Regions from separate parts of the Mus musculus genome. Here region 1 is linked to region 2. Evidence: chromatin loops called from intact Hi-C (ENCODE). Cell type or tissue: heart. All regions are shown on one strand. Links, peaks and the distances in the headings refer to the core of each region. The heading gives the core; the rest is flanking DNA. Region 1 holds the start of Msantd2 (Myb/SANT-like DNA-binding domain containing 2). Region 2 overlaps Vsig2 (V-set and immunoglobulin domain containing 2).

The links. Peaks named below come from ENCODE experiments on the same cell type or tissue, not always from the same donor. Only the 100,000 strongest peaks of a DNase experiment are listed, where the experiment ranks them.
Region 1: a loop joins it to region 2, with 2.3 times the contacts of the local background. A loop is called at or near these places in 3 of 42 quality-filtered maps.

The regions. Positions count from the first base shown.
Region 1 is chr9:37,484,123-37,494,303 of GRCm38, forward strand. It overlaps Msantd2 (Myb/SANT-like DNA-binding domain containing 2), which reads left to right and starts at 5,199. Exons shown (of 4, transcript NM_146222.2): 1 at 5,199-5,711. The coding sequence starts at 5,202. In heart, for the core only: no CTCF peak of the experiment used is centred there; DNase peaks (open chromatin) are centred at 5,129 and 5,769; H3K4me3 peaks cover 2,998 bases; H3K27ac peaks cover 2,601 bases.
Region 2 is chr9:37,539,924-37,550,104 of GRCm38, forward strand. It overlaps Vsig2 (V-set and immunoglobulin domain containing 2), which reads left to right. Exons shown (of 7, transcript NM_020518.2): 2 at 1-103; 3 at 371-578; 4 at 1,404-1,562; 5 at 2,432-2,551; 6 at 2,666-2,810; 7 at 4,087-4,282. The coding sequence ends at 4,219. It overlaps Nrgn (neurogranin), which reads right to left. Exons shown (of 4, transcript NM_022029.2): 2 at 6,025-6,251; 3 at 5,777-5,794; 4 at 4,570-5,408. The coding sequence ends at 6,030. Among named protein-coding and RNA genes, the nearest start is that of Vsig2, 5.8 kb to the left of the region's middle. In heart, for the core only: CTCF peaks have their summits at 5,044 (motif pointing left) and 7,169 (motif pointing left); DNase peaks (open chromatin) are centred at 4,708, 5,068, 5,568 and 6,148; H3K4me3 peaks cover 1,936 bases; H3K27me3 peaks cover 2,668 bases.

The DNA of each region.
Region 1 (10,181 bases), core at 646-8,645, 57 kb before region 2:
ATTACTAATATTTCCCTGGCACAACACTATCATATTGTATATGAGAGACCTGAGTGTACTGTGGAGGTTCTAGAATCAAAGCCCCATGGATATTCAGAGAAGATTGTTATAAGAAGAGACAGGTTGTATGAGGAGGTATTAGATGAAGGACTTCTGTCCATCTTTTGCTTCAGGAAGGTCTTTGTTGTTTATTTTACATTTAAGGAAAATGTGTGCATATGCTCCTATGTCATGGTGTACATGTGGAGGTCAGAGAACAACCAAGGGAGTTGATTATCTCCTTCTAATTGTTGGTCTGGGAGATCAACCTCAGGCGGTCAGCCTAGGCAGCAAGTACCTTTACCTCACCAGCCTGAAGAGGTCTTTAGAAAAGACCGGAAAAGGCTAGATAGACCATGCAACAGTTAAGAGCATTTGCTGCTCTTGCAGAGGACCTAGGATCATTTGCCAACACCCATACTGCTACTTACAACCTCTAGAATTCCAGTTGCAGGTGTTCAAGGCTCTATTCTAGACTCCTTGGGCACCAGACCCATGCAGGACACACATCCATGTAATATTTATCTCTAAAGTATTAGTTGGGAACTGAGGTAAAAGCCTGCTCATAATAAAGCGAGGTAACTTTGTTTTCCTAAGTGTATACAAAATCTCTATTTAAAAGCCTGATTCTACAACTAAACTACCAGCTCTTTAGAAATCTCTATCAGGGGGCTGGTGAGATGGCTCAGTGGGTAAGAGCATCCGACTGCTCTTCTGAAGGTCAGGAGTTCAAATCCCAGCAACCACATGGTGGCTCACAACCATCCATAACGAGATCTGACTCCCTCTTCTGGATTGTCTGAGGACAGCTACAGTGTACTCACATATAATAAATAAATAAATATTAAAAAAAAAAAAGAAATCTCTATCAGTGTCATTGTACTGAGCTAGTCCACACTTCTCTTGAGCGCCTCCAAAGCCAAGAGGGCTCCCCAGCTCTCTTTCCTAGAATACTATTCTACTTGTGTCCTGTGAGATGCTTCTTTGTTGTCGCTGCAAGTCTAAAGAGGAAAACTGGGGACTCTCTCCATAAAGCTCTTCCAAGCCAAAAGACGGAGCTCCCAAAGGTTGCCATAAAGGAAGTCTCCATCTCCTGCCCTACACAGCTAACACACTGAACCATATCACTGTAAGGGTGGGGGTGGGGGGGGGACTCCAAGCTAAGTCAGTAAGAGCAGAACCATTTCCGTTTTAAGGTGGGGCAGCTCAGACCACCCAGACCGCCCAAGCAATTTGCCTTAAAATAGGCAGGAAGTTTACCTTCTTTAGCTTTAAAAAAGGAGGCTTTCACACTGCAACTCATCAGAACATTCCTAACTGCATCCGACAAATCTTTCTAAACTTGTATATTTTGCAATTCAGTTTTCTATGCTCAATCATCAAATATCCTGTAAAACACACACACACACACACACACACACACACACACACACACACGTGCGGCATATCACAGCTATACACAAAATAAAAGCAAATTAATATTTAAATTCAGGAAAACACCGGACACAAAGTGACACCTGAAGGAAGTGACAAAGAATAAAGGGATAGTCTAAATTAAAGTAGTCACATAGTGTATATTGTTTAATACTTTATTTCATATACTATCTTACAAGCAGATGCTTATTTATTTACAACTATCATTTGGATTCACAGTTTTACTTTTTAGGACGCTACTGGAATTTTAATCTTGCTACAGTTTTTTCTTATTAGGGAGGCTCAAGGGTATGGGAAGGAAGAGGAATGAAACAGAAATAAGTGGTAACTGAAGTCTGTGAGAGGGGAGCCCTCTAAGTCGGCCTTACCTAGAAAGGCTTCCTGAGTGAGACTTGATTTGAGAACCATCCAGAATTAGGTGACAGAAGGGAGGACTGCTGTCAGGCTTACATTAAGAGAAAAATAAGCTCTTTGGAGCAGTGGTGGCGCACGCCTTTAATCCCAGCACTTGGGAGGCAGAGGCAGGTGGATTTCTGAGTTCGAGGCCAGCGTGGACTACAGAGTGAGTTCCAGGACAGCCAGGACTGCACAGAGAAACCCTGTCTCAAAAAACCAAAAACCAGCTGGGCGTGGTGGTGCGCCTTTAATCCCAGCACTTGGGAGGCAGAGGCAGGCGGATTTCTGAGTTCGAGGCCAGCCTGGTCTACAAAGTGAGCTCCAGGACAGCCAGGGCTATACAGAGAAACCCTGTCTTGAAAAACCCAAAAAAAAAAAAAAAAAAAAGCCCTTTGGAATTTCTCATTTTGTACATGATTTAAGAATGACTCTTGTGTGGAGATGGCAACCAGTGGGCAGCAGAACAACATCGGCATGGTGGTCATCTGAGGAAACAGCATTATCAAGTTAGAAGCCTTGGAAAGAGTCTGACCAGTGTTCAGCAAGCAGTGTGTCCACATCCCTCCCCAAAGGCCTGTTTGATTGTGATGTAGAATTAGGTCGCGTACATTTTCATATGGAACTTCTTACTAAATAAACTTTTGTGATACTCAAAAAAAAAAAAAAAAAAAAAAGACTCTCCCTTTCGTGTATGCTCAGTACTTTATATTAAAAACAAAAATCTGAGCCGGGCGTGGTGGCACACGCCTTTAATCCCAGCACTCAGGAGGCAGAGGCTGGTGGATTTCTGAGTTCGAGGCCAGCCTGGTCTACAAAGTGAGTTCCAGGACAGCCAGGGCTATACAGAGAAACCCTGTCTCGAAAAAAACAAAAAAAACAAAACAAAAACAAAAACAAAAATCTGGGCCTCATGCAGTGTTTACTGTGAACTGTCCACTATTTTCAGGTTCTTCCTGTATTTACCCATTTAACTCTTAAATAATGCTGTGAGATCTGTCTCACTTCTTAGATGAAGAAATTGTTGCAGGACACAGAAGTGGAATTTGAAGCCAGGCATTCAGACTTCAGAATCCTTAACCTTACCCAAGATGACTGCAAGGTCTTGCTTTTAGATAAGGGGGAACCACTAGTACATGAAAGGCAGAGCCAGGCAGATCAGGGGTTCAAGGACATCTTTGACCATAGTAGGACTTGTCCAAATAAATAAATTCCGTAACGGTTCTTAAGACTTCTTTATACAGCAAACTTAACAAAATACAGTGGTCTCACTTTGTAGTGCTGGCCTGGAACTCATGTAAGACTAGGGTGGTCACAGAACTCTATCTGCTTCTGCCTCCTGAGTGCTGGGGTTAAAGCATGCTATGATGGCATTTTACTATGACAGATGAAGATAGTTATGCCTGATTTTATTACTTAAAGCATAATCCTTTGGCTTTTCAACAATGACCACCATTATTCTATAACTGGCTGACTTCAGCTTTTTCTTTTCCTTGCAAAACCATAACATATATTTGTTAGTTAGAAAAACACTGAGTGACCGAGAGAGACTGCATAATTTATTCATAATATCATTGGTCAGCTGCCTCAGTTACAGTCTGCTTTAAAAACAAAAAACAGAGGCAGGCGGATTTCTGAGTTCTAGGCCAGCCTGGTCTACAAAGTGAGTGCCAGGACAGCCAGGGCTATAACAGAGAAACCCTGTCTCGAAAAAACAAAAAACAAACAAAACAAAACAAACCAAAACCAACCAACAAACAAACAAACACCCCCCCCCCCTTTTTTTTAAATTATCTTGCGTGGGGCCTGGAGAGATTACTCATTAGTTACTCTTACAAGGGACTCAGAACCTGCAGATGGCTTGCAAGTCTTGTAATTCCAGTTCTAAGGGATCTGATGCCTTTTGCTGACCGTTACCAACATCAGGCCCCTTCACACATACACACATAGGCAAACGTTTATACACATAAAACTAAACGAACACATTTTAAAATGAAGTTTAATTTTGTGTGTAAGTGTGGGGATATGGGTGGCATGTCCCATGTATGACGGTCAAAGAACAAGTCATGAGAGCAGGTTGTCTTCAGTCATTGGGCGGGCTTGGCAGCAAATACCTGTACTGGTTGAGGCATCTTTCTGCCACTACTGAGGTTTTAAAGTTAATGATCTGAGATAAACAGGATTTCCAGCTTTAAAGAATATGGAAATTGACTAGGTGGTGGTGGCAGCTCAGGCCTTTAATCCCAACATTCCAGAGGCAGAGGCGGCAGGCGGAGTTTGAGGCCAGCCTGGTCTATAGACTTAGTTCCAGGACAGCCAGGATAACACAGAAAAACCTTGTGTCAAAAACCAAAATAATACCACACAAACAAGGTTATATCTTATAGCTATATGATACTTCAATGTTCAAGACTTTACGGAAATATTCAGGAGTGAGTGATGAGTGCTAATTTACTACTAGGTCACAGGAACAGTTTCATTTCCTTGAACTTGACTGGGAAATTTTAAACCAGTCCCAAATCCCAGTGGACTGAGGTACCGGAGTAGCTATTCTGCTGGGCTCTGGAGCTCTTTCATGTCCCCATTATAGATACTGTATAAAAGCAAGAAAGACATTTACTTTATCATTGGCTACACAGTTACTCAGAGGAACAAGAAAACAAACGAAACGAAGCTTGTGGGTGTGGCTCAGTGACAGGGTGTTTGCCTAGCAGAACACGTGAGTGCAATCAGAGTTGCTATAGAGGCTGAGTTTCTTGAAAAGCTAAAGCGTGCAAACTCTAACTCATATCTGTTCTCGAAAGTCTTGTCCAGAACCACTGCAAGCAGCCTTCCCGCTTTGCCTTCCTCCACATACCCTTTGTAGGGTTTCCTAGTCTCCAGTCTGGACCTCGGTTCCCGTACCTAAAGGCGGGCTTAGAGGGAGGATAGGCTCAGGGGCGGAGACAGGAAAACAGAAATAGCCAATTCGTCCTTAATTCGAGGCCCTCGCGGGCCTCACCCCTGTTGTGAGGGTTGAGATTGGAAAGGAAGTGGGGAGGCTCCAACCAGTCCTTCACTCCCGCGCCCTCATGCCCCCACCCTTCTCTGCTCGGAGCTTGGGTGCGCCGGGTCCCAGCTTCTCCTCCCGGGAGAGGAGCGGCCGGCACCAGCTGGCTGGAGGGGAAAGGCGAAGATTTGCGGGCTGCTTGGGCCAGCCAGACACATCCTCCGGGCCCTCTGACCGCGGCGAGCCACTCAGCCCCGAGCCAGGCCCCAGGGCAGCCCCGGAGACCCCGGTGGCCGGATGCAGGGGTGCGTCACTTCCGGGCGGTGCAGCGGCGGCGGCTTGGAAGATGGCTGCGCCCTGTGGCTCGGAGCTGCCCGCCAACTCGCCGCTCAAAATTCCGAAGATGGAGGTGCTTTCCCCGGCGTCTCCCGGCGACCTGAGCGACGGGAACCCATCGCTGTCCGACCCTTCCACGCCTCGGGGAGCCTCCCCTCTCGGGCCCGGCAGCGCGGCGGGCTCGGGGGCCGCGGCGTCCGGGGGTCTCGGGCTGGGGCTGGGGGGCCGCGGCGCTGCCTCGTCCTCGGTCTCCTTCTCGCCCGGCGGCGGCAGTGGCGGGGCTGCGGCGGCCGCTGCCGCCGCCTGCCGGGGTATGTCGTGGACGCCGGCAGAGACGAACGCGCTCATCGCTGTATGGGGCAACGAGCGGCTGGTGGAGGCGCGGTACCAGCAGCTGGAGGGAGCCGGCACGGTATTCGGCAGCAAGGCCCCTGGGCCGGCCATGTACGAGCGCGTGTCCCGGGCCCTGGCCGAGCTGGGCTACGAGCGGACCCCGTCCCAGTGCCGGGAGCGCATCAAGGTAACCGGCCGCTCTGCCCGGGGCTGCGAACCAGAGGCAGAGAAGGCGGGGAAACGGGCCTGGGGGCGGGGGCCGGGCCGAGCGCGGGGCTCCCCTCCCGGGCCCCGGGTATCCCTTGTGTCTGCTCCGCCTCTTTCTTCTCTCCCTGGGAAGGGGCGCTTCTTTCCAGATGGCCGCCAGCCCGTAGGTTTCCTGAGTTTGAAGTTGGGCGTGTCTGCCGCCGCCCCTCTTTCTTGCCAATTGAGGATGTTCCTGCGCTCTGAAGTTGGTAGTTTCTCTCATTGTGCGCGGGGCCCGCAACTGTCGCGGGTGCTGTCGCCCGCACTGCTTTGTTCCCAGATAGAGGGGCTCCCAGACTGAAGCTTTCCAGCTGGGATGGAATTGAGGAAGGGTAGCAGAGGGCCGGATGAGCGCCCAGTGTAAGATTTTTTTCCTTTGCTGAAGTTTCAAGAATAGAGCATTGGGACGGCTGGCCTTTTGTGTCAGTCGCTTTGCTTGTCAGTTGAGGTGATACAAGGACTAGCAAGATTTGAGGTGCTTTTGGAGAGCTGGAAAGGCTTAGTGAAAGAAAGGTCGTGTATTGTTATCGTGGAGGTAGAGGACAGTAGAGGACACCTTGAACGTTAGTCTGCTTGAAGGTTCTTTTGGAATTTGGACTGGCGATCTTTTCAGAGTCAGGTTGCCTTGAGAGTCAGGAGGCTTCTAATTCTGAGGAAGCCCTCTCTTGTCACCCAGGTTTTTTCTGCTTTAGTTAGGGTGCCCGGATGCGGACAAGTAAAACCGAGTATGCATCTGGCCATCCTTATGCATCAGCATGTTTAAATGTGGAGGCTTAATGTGGGTTAATTTTACCATCAGCCTGCATATCGGTTTACTGTTTCTAATGCGTTGTCTAGGCCTTCGTATCTGCCTTTGCAGACAAGGAGCTGTACTTTAGTTAAGCTCTTCCCTCTTACTAGTGTCTGCTCAGAGTTTCTCCCAGTTTTCATTGAAAACATTACATTGTGTTTACCTAGTGTTCACTTCTCATAGTGAAGGCTACTTTTTCTGGGGACGAAAAAGAGTCACAACTGAGAATATCACATTAGCAAACAACCATAAAACTCAGTAAGAATAGTTGTTTAAGTAAGGGTAATCACACTGAATGGGGGGTGGGGGGGATTGTGCCATAGTTCATGAGGCCTTGGCTCCACAGATGTTCATTTGGAGACGTTGTTACTTAGAAAATTTGTTCCAGAAACAGCGGTTTCATTGTTAACTGTTAGATTAATTTTACACCCATTAGAAAGCAAAGTTAGATTATTTGATTATGTTCATTTGAGGATTCTTATTGAGCTCCTTTGTTAAACAAGAATGTCATTGAGATAATATGTACTAGATAATATGTTGTTTGGATTTCATTCATTGCTTTATTCAGGGTCGTTCATGTTAAATTTGGGGCAGTTTCTTTGAGCTGCCCTGTGTAGCATCCACCCACAAACTTTTCTGGAGTTCTGAGAGTGTCTTAGGCATTTGTAAATTATGCCTGTTTTCTTGATTTTTATTCATAGGATTTTCAAGGTGTACTATCAAAACCTTGCTGAATGTAAATCTCTCCATAAAATTGTTTCTCAAACAACCAGGGGATATCTAGTTGGAATGCTTCATTGTCCAGTTATGAGAAGGAAATCTAAAGCAAAGAAAGGAGATTGAGCCTCTGAAGAATTTAGAGGATCAGTTTACCTGTTTTCAGACAGGTAAGATCAAGTTGACCTCCAACTTTTAGTCTTTTGGGATTATGAGATGATGCTGGGTTCTCTGATACCGTAGCAGTTAACAGACAAGGAGGGATGACAAATGTTTGCTTTTGATCAAGAAACTCAGACTCTGTTAATGTTGATATTTTCCTCCAGAATTAAGGACAAGTTCTAGTCTGGTCCCTCCACAAACCAGCATTCAGTAGGCACTGAATAAATGCTTTGTTCATCTGAGAAAGTAGAGAAAGAGTTTTGGAAGGTATTTTTTTTTTTTTTTAACTTTTTGTTGCTGTGATAAAACACTGACCAAAACCAGTGTAGAGGAAAGGGTTTGTTTGACTAACAGCTTATAGCTTAGGGAAGCTAGGTATTTTAGTTTACTATTGCTTTGAAGAGATACCATGACCAAGGCAATGTATTAAAAGACAGCATTTAATTGCAGGCTTGTTTACAGTTTCAGAGGGTGAGTCTTGGTCCAGGATCATCATGGTGGTCCAGGTCTGGCAGCAGGCATGGCGCTGGAGCAGTAGCAAAGAGCTTACACTGATTCTCAAGCAGGATGCAGAGAGGAAGAGATTGGCTTTCGAAAGCTCAGAGTTTACCCCTGGGGACAAATCTCCTTCCTCAAGACCATGCTTCCTAATCCTTCCCCAAACAGTTCTACCAACTAAAGCCAAGCGTTTAAATATGTGAGTCTGTGGAGGCCATGCTAATTCAAACAGCCTCACCAGGGCCGGAGCTCAAGGAAGGAGTCTGTAGGACCTGAAGCAGAGACCACACAGGAGCACCACATACTGGCTGGCTTCCTTGGCTTGCTCTTCTACCTTTCTTTCTTTCTTTCTTTTTTTTTTTTTTTTTTTGGTTTTTCGAGACAAGGTTTCACTGTATAGCCCTGGCTGTCCTGGAATTCACTCTGTAGACCAGGCTGGCCTCGAACTCAGAAATCCGCCTATCTCTGCCTCCCAAGTGCTGGGATTAAAGGCGTGAGCCACCACGCCCGGCTCTCTACCTTTCTTTCATAGTTCAGGTGTACCTTCCCAGGGATAGCACCACCTACAGTAGGCTGGGCCCGCCTATATCAATTAGCAATTAAGAGACCGCCTTACAGACATGGTTACAACTAGAGGCATTTCCTCAACTGAGTTTCCCTCTTCTCAGGTGTATCTAGGTTTGTGTCAAGTTGATACAAACTGTGACTGAATGTATAAAAATTTATATAAATAAATTATAGTAGTGTTATTGAAAATTAAAAATGTGGACTTTGGAACCCAATTTAAAAAATATTGCATTAAAGCTAAGCTTTAGAAGGCTGAGGAGTTAGCTCTGTGGTAGAGTGCTTGCCTATTTTCTGTAAGGCCATGGAGTCAAATACAAAAAAACCTGGTAATGAAATGTCCCCTAGCTCTATCCTTTTAGAAAACTGTGTGAATGTGATCTTTAGCACAGAAGCAAAGAGTCACTGAGAGCAGTCATGAGCTAGCTAGCTGCCCAGGGAGTAAAGATTGTAATTAGGAGAAGTACAACGCTAAGTGTTTAGAACCTTTGACCCAAAAACAAATCTCTAGGCCCCAGTTTTTAGAAGTGGAAGTTAGAACAGTAATGTGGAATTGCCATCGTGTCCCTATTGATAGAAATGCAAAAAGGAAATGTGCAGGGGCTGGAGAGCCAGCCCAGAGAGAAGTTTACAGCCACCTGTAACTCCACCTCCAGGGAATCTAATGCCTTTTCTGATCTCTAGGTACCCATAGAGACACAGAAGGCTGACATACACAAGTACACCGTAGGCATGCACTCATGCACGCAAATGAAGCAAATCTGAAAAAAATCCAGTAATGCCTTTGTCTTTAGTTGTGCAAAATAAATGAAGATCAGAAAGTTGTTCTATCTATCTTGGGAGGGGGGGATGGTTTTCGGAAGTGGGAACTTTTGAGATAGGATCTCTCTGTGTAGCTCTGGCTGTCCTGGAACTTGCTCTGTAGACCAGGCTAGCTTTGAACTCAGAGATTTGCCTGCCTCTGTCTCCAGAATACTGAGATTAAAGGATGGGCTTAGCAGGGCAGTGGTGGTGCACACCTTTAATCTCAGCCCTTGGGAGGCAGGTGGATTTCTGAGTTCGAGGCCAGCCTAGTCTTCAGAGTGAGTTCTAGGACAGCCAGGGCTGTACAGAGAAACCCTGCCTCAAAAAAAAAAAAAAAAAAAAAACCAGAAGAGAGAAAAAAAAAGGATGGGATTAAAGCTACCACTGCCTGGCTATTTTGGCTGTTTCCTTCCTTCCATCCATCCATCCATCCATCCATCCATCCATCCATGTATATGAGCGCGCTGTAGTGTCTTCAGACACTCCAGAAGGGGGTACCAGATCCCATTACAGATGGTTGTGAGCCACCATGTGGTTGCTGGGAATTGTACTCAGAACCACTGGAAGAGCAGTCAGTGCTCTTAACCGCTGAGCCATCTCCAGCCCGGGTTTATTTTAGGTGTGTGAGTACACCAAGTGAGCGTCTGGTGCTTGCAGGGGTCAGATGAAAGCATTTGATGCCCTGGACCTGGAGTTATGGATGATTGTGAGCTATCAAGTGGGTGGGTGCTGGGAACTGATCCCTGGGTCCTCAGCAAGAGCAGCAAATGTTTATTACTAAGTCATTTCTCCAGCCCCCAAACCAGGGAATTCTTGTGTAGAGTAATGAAGCTTATTTAAATGTACGCTCAGAGGTGGGATGTCAGTGTTAGCATG
Region 2 (10,181 bases), core at 1,473-9,472:
GACGGCCGAGCTGAGCTGCAGTTACAAAACATCGGTGGGCGACAACTTTGCCTTGGAGTGGAGCTTTGTGCAGCCTGGGAAGCCCATCTCTGCGTCCGTGCCCGTAAGTTGAAGGCGGGGTATCTGCTGGGTTGGCCAGGGACCGAGGGCTCACCCAGGATTAAGTTTGGGGAGGACTTCAGCCATTTTGGTCCTATATTCTCTCTTCCTCTTCGACACAGCTCATGAGTCCCAACTCCCCTGCGCAGATGTAGTCTGGTTCAGCCACTAAATTAACTGAACCCTGTGGTGTGATTGATTGATAGTATACTGTTCTGCCTTTTGCTGCTCTGCAGAAAAGGGGACTTATATGCCTTGGGCCTCTTCTCAGGTTCTGTACTTCACCAATGGCCACCTGTATCCCACTGGCTCTAAAGCAGATCGGGCCATCCTTCTCCACGATCCACCCACAGGAGGACTGGCTACCCTGAAACTGACTGACCTCCGCCCTTCAGACACTGGGACCTACCTCTGCAATGTTAACAACCCACCAGATTTCTACACCAACGGGTTGGGGTTAATCAACCTTACTGTGCTGGGTAAGGCATGCTGGGGATGCACTAACCACTCTCCTATCCTGACCTGCCACCCCTACCCCACCCCCTTTAGTCTTGATATGCAGGCCAAGCACACAGCTGCATTGGGAGCTTCAAGAAAAAAATTATCCTACCCTAGATGGTCTGTCACACTACAACTCCACCCCATGGTATCTCCCTTAGGGCCTAGTATCTAAGTGTGGAGAGAGAGAGAGAGAGAGAGAGAGAGAGAGAGAGAGAGAGAGAGAGAGAGAGAGAGAAACTAGTCATATATGGGGGTGTTGAGACATAACATAGTTCACCAGCTTCATCATTCAGGAACCTCCCACTAGTAGCTCAGATTTGGATTCTGTCCCTCCTAACGTCAGTGACAGAGAAGGGAAGTGACCATTAGAGGAACAAAGCCTACATAACTGAGTACCACATTGTGTTCAGAGCTCCCACCTCACCATTAATCAGAGCCTGTTCAAAGCTGAGTAAGATGTTTGAAAGGTGGACAAGGATGTTTATACAAAAACTAAAGGCCCAGGATGGGGTCCATGACCCATGCATTCAAATATCTGAAGGGCCTTCATGTGGGGGAGAATTTATAATTTCTCTTTATGGGCCCAGATGCCAAGAAATGAAACTGTTCCGTTGACATTATATTAGCAATGTGCTTGGGCTCAGCATGAGGAAGACCTTTCCAGGATGCAGAATTCCCAGTAGTGGAAATCACTTGAGTGGTATATATAGACCACTATTTGGCAGAGGAATTGAAAAAGGAAATGTTGAAGTCAGTAGGTCTGGGGTTAGAGGATTGCTGAGATCCTCCTGTGGTTTTCGCAGTGCCCCCCAGTCACCCCTTATGCAGCCAGAGTGGGCAAACCTCTGTGGGAGGTTCTGCTGCACTGGGATGCCGCTCCTCTGAGGGAGCACCCAAGCCAGTGTACAACTGGGAACGTCTCGGATCTTCTCCTACACCTCCTCCTGGTAGCATGGTTCAAGGTAAGAGTACAGGGCATTGGGAAGAGTGAATTGGAGACTTAAGATCTGGTCTCTAAATCCAGTTCCCCATATCTGTTATGACTAAGGCCCTTTCCCTCCTCCTTTCTTGTACTGATGCCTTCTTGTCTGTCTTCCTGCCGTGCTTGGGAAACACTTCTCAAGCTAAATGTCTTCCTGGATAACATGGAAGAGAGCAGAGGGCAGGGAACAATCTCGCACTCCCTACCTGCCTACTTAGTGTAGATTTGTTAAGGGTCATAAGTTTCTTCCAAACTTCCTAGTGAGGTAACTAGAGTAGCTTGGACTGGTTCACACATCGGGTGAGTTTCTTTGGAGACGAGTATATCTAGAAGGCTTAGCTCTCGTTTGTTGGTCCCAGATGCCCTGTTTCCTCGGGTAGTAACAGTCCCAGTGCACACTTATTCCAGCAAATCTCCTCCCCTAGATCATTTCCTGATGTGTTCTCTGCCTTCTGAGGCAGAAGTAGAGTTCAGGAAAGCAGTTGGCTCAGCTTTGATCCATTTTAGAGGATGAATGTTTAGTTATTAAGCCTTTTGCTGCCATCCAGGATCTGACCTCATCCAGTAAGTGTTCCACCGTCCATTATCGCCTTCCTGGATATGCAGTTCCTCCTCCAGGAAGGCAGCAGTGTGGGGTGGCAAGGGCACACAAGTTGCAGTGACTTTGGAGTTCACTGCATCTTCTCAAATTACTTTTTTTTCTGAGCAGGGATTCTGACCAATCAGATGAGGCTAAACCTTTCTTGGTAGTTTGTTTTAAGGACTGAATGCAGTGAGCTTTCATGGTAGCTGTATGGGCTCACTGTGAGTTGAATCCATGGTAGCACACATGTCCTTCTCACTCTTTAGATGAAGTGTCCGGCCAGCTCATTCTTACCAATCTCTCCCTGACCTCCTCTGGCACCTACCGATGTGTGGCCAGCAACCAGATGGGCAGTGCCTCCTGTGAGCTGAACCTCTCCGTGACTGGTAGGGGATGCTGGGTAGAGGCCTGGTCAAAGGCTTGGCTTGGGAGAGATTATATGACTCTTTATCTGAAGGTGGGCAAAACCTCCTACAACTCTGAGGTTTGTGTCTCTCTAGACTCATCTGAAGGCCGAGTAGCTGGGACTCTTATTGGGGTGCTGCTGGGAGTGCTGCTCCTGTCAGTCGCCGCATTCTGCCTCATCAGGTTCCAGAAAGAGAGGAAAAAGGAGCCCAAGGAGACCTATGGGGGTAGTGACCTTCGGTGAGCAGGAGAGCTGGGGGTGGTGCAGAGGGAAATGAAAGGGATCGGGCTCAGGCTCCAAGTGGATGTCTTCAGACTTCAAGCTGTTGTCATTAAAAGCCTTTCAGGGGAGGGAGTTCCTGTTTAGCCTTGGCACAGAAAGGAGAGATGGATTCATAAACTGGAAGGGATAGGGATGGCTGTTTGTCAGACTGTCACGTGTGTGTGGTATGTGTGTGTGTGTGTTGTGCGTGATATCTCAATGCATTTAAATATATATCACTTGATGCATTTAGCTATATATCACTTACCTAATGCGTTTTGGTATACATATCTCACATAGAGGTAATTGGGGAAGGTGGAGGGTGGATACCAGGAGTTTCATTTGTCTTAAGATTAGTTATTCTGGATGGGACAAACACAAAAAGCCAAAGCTCTCTTTGTTATATACTTGACAATTTAGCTGCAAGGCATGGTATCTTGCATGTAGAGATTGGTGTAATATTTCTCTTTCCTTAGACAGTGTCTCACTAGGTAGCCTTGGCTAGCCTGGAACTCTCTGTGTAGACTAGGTTGGCCTCAAACTCACAGAAATCCTTATGTTTTTGCTCCCCAAGCACCATCATACCTGATCATTTCTTGTGTGTGTGTGTGTGCATGTACACAAATGTACACGTGTGTATATGTTTGTACAGGTTGAGTGTGTGAGTATGTGGACAGAGGATAACTTGACCTTTTTAGGAAGGCCATCTCTCTTATTTTTACTTATTGTAGTTTATTAATATTGCATGTTCCTACTGTGCATGTATGGAAGAGCATATGTTCTCTGTCACCCATGTGGAAGTAAGAGAACAACTTTTTGGAGTCATTTTTCACTGAGCTGGAGCTGGTCAAGTGAGCTAGATGCCAAGTGAACCCCAGAGATCCATGACTTGTGTCTGATATATTTTATGATAATTCTTGGGGGTTTGATTTAAGGTCTTCCTGCTTAGAAGCAAAGCACTTTCCCCACTGAGCCACCTCCTCAACTCCCAGGACATGTCTTAAAATGTGGTCTTCAGATGACTAGACAAACCCACCAGTAACTTCTTTAAACACTCAGATTTAGGCCAATTTCTATGCCTCCAAAGGCAAAGTGTGTGTGTCAGTGGTGAGACCGGCCTGGATTCCCTTCATTTTAAACAAAGTTCTACAGATGATTCTCAGGACAGCAAAATTTACATGTCCCTGAGTTAGAGGATGACAGTTGCCTAAGGGATGTTTCTAGCCTCTGTGTGACTTTGCTTGTACCCTTCAGGGAGGATGCAACCGCTCCTGGGGTTTTTGAGCAAGCTTCTATGAGAGCCGATCATAGCAAAGAGCTCCTGGAGAAGTCTCCATGTGCCAGCACCATGACCACCACTAAGTCCAAACTCTCTATGGTTGTCTGACTTCTGATCGCTGAGGGTGGTGAGCGTCCATGTTAATAATTAAAGCCTAAACCATGCCACCTCGTTCTCCTTTCTAGTGGTGAATTCCTCTTCAAAGAGTGCTATCAATAAGGGAAGGAATGAATTTGAAATCCCGGAGACCGTGCTGCCTTGGGAAGTTCCGGCTGGGTCAAAGGGATAGGCTTCAACCTAGGTGTCTTTGTATAGCTCCTACTCTTTTACCCCACGCCTGGTCTCTGAGTTTTGGTTTGACTAAATGAGATTTGTTCCGGCTTCCGTTAGTGGCCTTATGCAAACCCTGCTCCCCCTACTTCCCATTCCCTCCCGCCCCCCACCCTGCACCCCTCTGTACACTTAGACATTCCTCTTTATTATTCACATTCCAACCCAGTATGGTAACATGCACACGCAGAGATTAAAAACCTTCCAGCCACAACCCCAGGAGCCCAACGGGGGAGAGGCTATCATGGGGCGGGGCTGCGGAAGTCTCCTCCTGCCGGAGCCTCCAGGCGCTCAGGAGGCTTTTGCATAAACAAAGAAGAGCGGGAGGGGCTGCTCTCAGGGTGCGTTTTCAAGAAAAAAGAGGGTGACAGGCAGGTATGGGATAGGACTTCACTTTCCATTTGAGCAAGGGAAATTATCAGATAACCATGAAAACCTCCTCCCCTCTTTCCTAGCCCCAGGTTTAGGAGGTTGAGGTTAGGCTAGGGTGGAAAGACGCGGGCGCCCCCTTTCGTTGCCCACAGAACGAAAGGACTTGGTGGTTGCTTTTTTTTTTCTTTCTTTCTTTTTCTTTTTTTCTTTCTTTTTTTGAGAGTATTTGGGCGACGCATTGGGCGCCCTCTGCAGTACGCGCAGCGAAGCGCACCGAGGCTGCGGAGGCAGAGCTGCATGCTGGGCGCGTGGACAGGTGGGCGTGAAGCAAAAGGACATTTTTGGGAGTATGGGGTTTGGGACGAGGGTGGGGAGAAAAGGCAAAAGGAGACCACGTTAGACTGAAGAGCTAAAAAGGGCACGGACTTGGCTACGCCAAGACGAAGCCAGCCTGGGAGAGGGAGTCTCTGGGACGCGGCGGGGGGAGGGGGGGGGCTCCTGAAGCTGGCTGGTTGGTGGGAAGGAGGGGCTCACAAACACAGTAGGGAAGTCTTGTCACTGCGAAGGGGACGCGGCATCCGACTCTCCTCTGGAACTGAGGAAAGAGAAGGTCTGAGAATCTGCCTTCCGCTGGTACCATTTCCCTCTCCCTTTCGGGGAGTGTCATCCAGACCCCCTCCCTGACTCACTGAGCTGATGTGTGCCCCAGGGCAACTACGTGAGTGAGGCTCCCTGTGCTCATGACCCTCGGCCGAGCTTGTGCAGTCAAATGAGGGTGACTGTGTGTACGTGTTGGTCCAAGTGTGTCCCTGCCGCAGCCTCAGGCGTCTGGACATACCAGAGGCCTGCAAAGTTATGTTCCTTAGCCAGGAGGGGTTCAGGGCTAGCAGAGAGAAGGACTAGGGAACTGGGTCATTTCTCCCACCCAGCCTACTCCCCTACAAACTCTGCTGCTTTGGTTACCTTCTAAAACGTTCAGCTCTTCGGTCCAAGATGAAGCAGACAAGAGGAAGGGAGAAACAGGTTAGCTCTTGGCAAATCAGCATCCTTGGCCTTCTCCCACCTACTTGTCTGAGTAGTCTAGGTCCCCACCCTTAACTACCTTCACCATCTTCTCCACTCCCAGCCCAACCTTAGACTTCCCCAGCTTTTTCCAAGCAGGCCTGGAAGATGAGAACCTCCCGCCTGCGAAGCACTCCAGGCAGCCTCACCTGGCCTAGTCTCCGCTGGGGCCGCCGCCCGCGCCTCCCCGGGCGCCCCCAGCTCCGCCTGGTCCCCCGGGGCCCGGTCCCTTCCGGCCACACTCTCCGCTCTTTATCTTCTTCCTCGCCATGTGGCCCCGGAAACTCGCCTGGATTTTGGCTGCAGCGGCGTTGGCTCCGGGATCATCCAGCGGGATGTCAAGAATATCGTCGTCTGGCTTGGAGCAGGCGCTCTCCTGAGGATGGGGCATATTGTTGTTTTTGTTTTTGTTTTAATGGGGTTGATAAAGCCCAGACACGGAGGGGATGGGGATGATAAAGACAGACTCCCAGGGAATGTGGTAAGAGTAGTGCCCTGTAAGATTGGGAGGACTTCAAGGATGGCAGAAGGAGTAGAGAGGGAAGCCTATGAGTATTAGCGCATCTCTTAGGCAGCCAAGAAGGTTCTGGCCCAGGCGGACACAGAAAGAAGTACATGGGAGGATGGAGAAAAGAGAGCCAGCTAGCCCCATTTGAAAGTAGCCTTTAGTTTTAGGGGGCTGCCGAGTTGAGTCTGGAAGAGCAAAGGAAAAGCAGCAGGCACTCCTGAAAGTGACCACCCTTTGCTCTCAGAAGATGCCCAGACCTTCTTTGTACAGGATTCCTCAGGGAATGGACATATATATCTGCTACAGAGCAGTTTTCTCCGGAGCAGAACTGCACCAGAACTCAATTCAGGAGAAAATGAACCCACCACTCCTGGAATCAGCCAGAGGCCCAGACGTGGTCTTCCTATTGGACTTGCTAGTTCCTACTGTCTCCCAGATTGGACCCAAAGAACCCCAAAGAGGTAAAACGACAATAACTGAAAAGGAAACAGAAGGCAAGAAGTTCTTAGGTCAATGGCTACCATTTAAGCTTTTTCCCATCTTGGGTGCAAGAGCTGTGCTTTTCAAATATTTTAATTCTTTCTCAACAATAAAGGTGGGTCACTTTCACTCTTTCTTGAGTTTACCATGATAAAACTGATAATTAAGAATGTAAAAAAAAAAAAAAAAAAAAAAAAAGACTGGAGAGATGGCTCAGCTGTTAAGAGCTCCGACTGCTCATCCAGAGGTCCTGAGTTCAATTCCTAGCAACCACATGGTGGCTCACAATGGATGCCAATGCCCTCTTCTGGTGTATCTGAAGACTGCAACAGTGTACTCACATACATAAAATAAATAATAAATAAATAAATCTTAAAAAAACCCAAAACCTACCAGGGGTCCCAGACAGTTGTCAATAGCTGGTAGATTTGAACCTTGTTCTGTTAAGTTCTAGAGTTTATTTTAATGCATAAGAAAGGAAACACAACCAGCTGACCAGCTTAGGTGTATTCTTGGGAGTACTGTGTGGTCTTGGGAGGTTATTTGAGCTTTTCCAGTCTTACAACTTCCATTTGAAAAACAAATCACGATGATAATATTCACCTCTACGGGTTCTGAAGAAGAGCAAATTGAATGGTTTCATGAAGGTTTCTGGTATACAGTAGTTGATCAGCAAACAGTAGCTATGCTATGATTGCCTTGTAAAACAATAAGGTGATGTTAAATGATCAATTTTGTAAGCCGAAAGTGGTCTCATAACAACAGTCTTACACAGCTCATCCTAATAATGTGTTACATACCACGATATGTTTAGCCAATGACACATCACATACATGATGGCAGTCCCCAATTATATTAATGATGGATGCTGTAGCCATTTTAGTTTACATATATACCCTGTAATGTTTCAACCATTATGAAGTCGGCTAATGACAGACACATTTCTCAAAACATACTTCCATCATTAAGGAATGTGTGAGATCACCAAAGCCGCCTCTGTTGCCCAGGGTTCCTTCCTTTCCCCTTCTTTCCCTTCCTTTCATTTACTCTTACTGCTGCTATTTTTAAGGGCTGGGAATCAAATCTGCAGCCTTGTGCATGATTAGCAAGTGTCTACCATTGAGCTACATCCCTAGACAGAAGGCTACTTGATTAAGGCAAGCCTTAAACTCCTGTTCTTATTGCCTCTACCTACAGAATGCTGCAGGCATATTTTCATGTTCTGTTCCTCTTCTGTTCCTCTGTCACCCTGCTCTAGGTGAATGTAGACAGGATTGAGGCCAGGTAAAGTGATAGATTTCTGAGTTTTCAGTCCTAAGGAATTTTGGATTCCGAGGAATGGAGATCAGGAGTTTGAGGCCACCCTGGGCTACATAAGATCTCTCTCTCTCTCTCTCTCTCTCTCTCTCTCTCTCTCTCTCTCTCTCTCTCTCTCTCTCTCTCTGGTTTTTCTCGAGACAGGGTTTCTCTGTGTAGCCCTGGATGTCCTGGAACTCACCCTGTAGGCCAGGCTGGCACGGAACTCAGAAATTCGCCTGCCTCTGCCTCCCAAGTGCTGGGATTAAAGGCGTTCGCCAACACAAGATCTCTCAAACACACCACCACCACCAGCAGCACCCCTCCCCTCCCACTACATACAGAACAAGAACAGAGAAAGGACTTGGAAGCTGATGGCATCAATTTCAGAGGCTTGACTAGGAGGACATTGTCGCTATGAAGTTAGAAGGGCCTAGAAGAAGCTTCTTATGGCTTCTGGGATTTTGTCCTTATTTTCTGACCGAGAAAAGCTCACTGTTTTCACGGGTCTTTCTCTTCTTACGTGAGGTGACCAAGGTCTCACAACGTAAGTTAGCTTTCCTTCTGCCTCATCCTGGCCATCAGCTGGTTGTCAGATATGGACAGGGTATGAGTGAGGATTCAGTCATCTGTCTCTAACAGGTTTGCCCTCGGGGCATGGTTCTTCAATTTATTGATTTATTTATTTTTGAGTCAAGGATTCATCATGAAGCCCTGGGTGACATTGAACTTGCTATGTAGGCCAGGTTGGGCTTGAACTTCCCACGGTTCTCCTGCCTCTACCTCTGGAGTGTTGGGAATACAGGTGTGGCCTACCTGCCCAGCCTGTCAGCATAGCTTTCTACTCCAAAAGGCCAAAGCAAAGTTTACAAAAGACTCCCCCTCGTCATGATTCCCCAGCGACCCTCCTTTCCTGGGCCTCAGAGTTCCTTAATTTGTGCTCAAGGTGCTTCTCAAAGGATTTAAACACAATTTCAGGGTGTTGCCAAGAGAGTGAGGACGGATAGGCCCAAAACGTCCCCTGTCTTCTTGTCTTTCTTAGTTAGCTCTGTAGCTCTCTCTGACATCTTATACTTCACATAAAATACCGATCAACCCCTTTGGGTTTTGTGATTCTCCCAGTGCAATTCTTTCTTGGGGATAGCCTCAGGAAGTAGGCTTTTTGAAAGAGGACAGCAGGTACAAAAACCCATTCCAGATCCCCTCTCCTTGGTCTTGCCCGCTGTTAGAGGTCGCGGTGGTTTGGGGAGTTGGTATTTTTCTCCAACCACCCTAAGACCTGACCTCTTCACCACTCACCACAGGTGATCCAGAGTATGAAACCTGGCAAGACAAGAAGAGCCAGCCCCAACACAGCCTAGCATAAGGCTGTACTGCTGTTCCCTTGACTCTGCTCCCCATCCCTCCGGCTGATTCCTTAGGATGGGCTGCTCATGGCTGCCCATGGGATAGAAATCTGGGAGAAGATCATTGGGTTTGGTGCTTGGGCAGCTGCCTCTCTTAAAGCCAAGACTGATGGTTGTCTGTGTTGGGGGGTTCTGAATAAGCTGGGGTCACCTGGGAGTGGGAGAATGTACTTGCCAAAAAAAAAGGAGGAGCCATGGATGGCCACATTCCTTTGCCTCAGAGACTCTCATTTTCTTCAGGGCCAAGCAGAACTTAGCTCAGGTGAATTGTATCCTTCAGCTCCCCAAATCCAAACAGCTTTAAGAACTATGCCTGTCGGCTGTCCCTTATATATCAGGCCCTGTGCCGAGTACCTGGGACATTTTATGCCATGTAATCTCCATTTTAGAAGTCAAGAAACAACCTCAGAGACATTTTATAGCTCCCCCAGGTTGCATAGCAAAACAACAGTGAAATGGTCCTCTTCAGAATTTGTACTTTTACCCCCTGCCTCAGGGCGGGTGGTTACTTCGATACTGTTAGCTGGTACACAGTCAACGAGACTACAAAGGAGAAAGGAGTGGGCTATCAAAACAGATTTCTTTTTCTTTTCCTATTAGACGAAGGCAGGAAAGT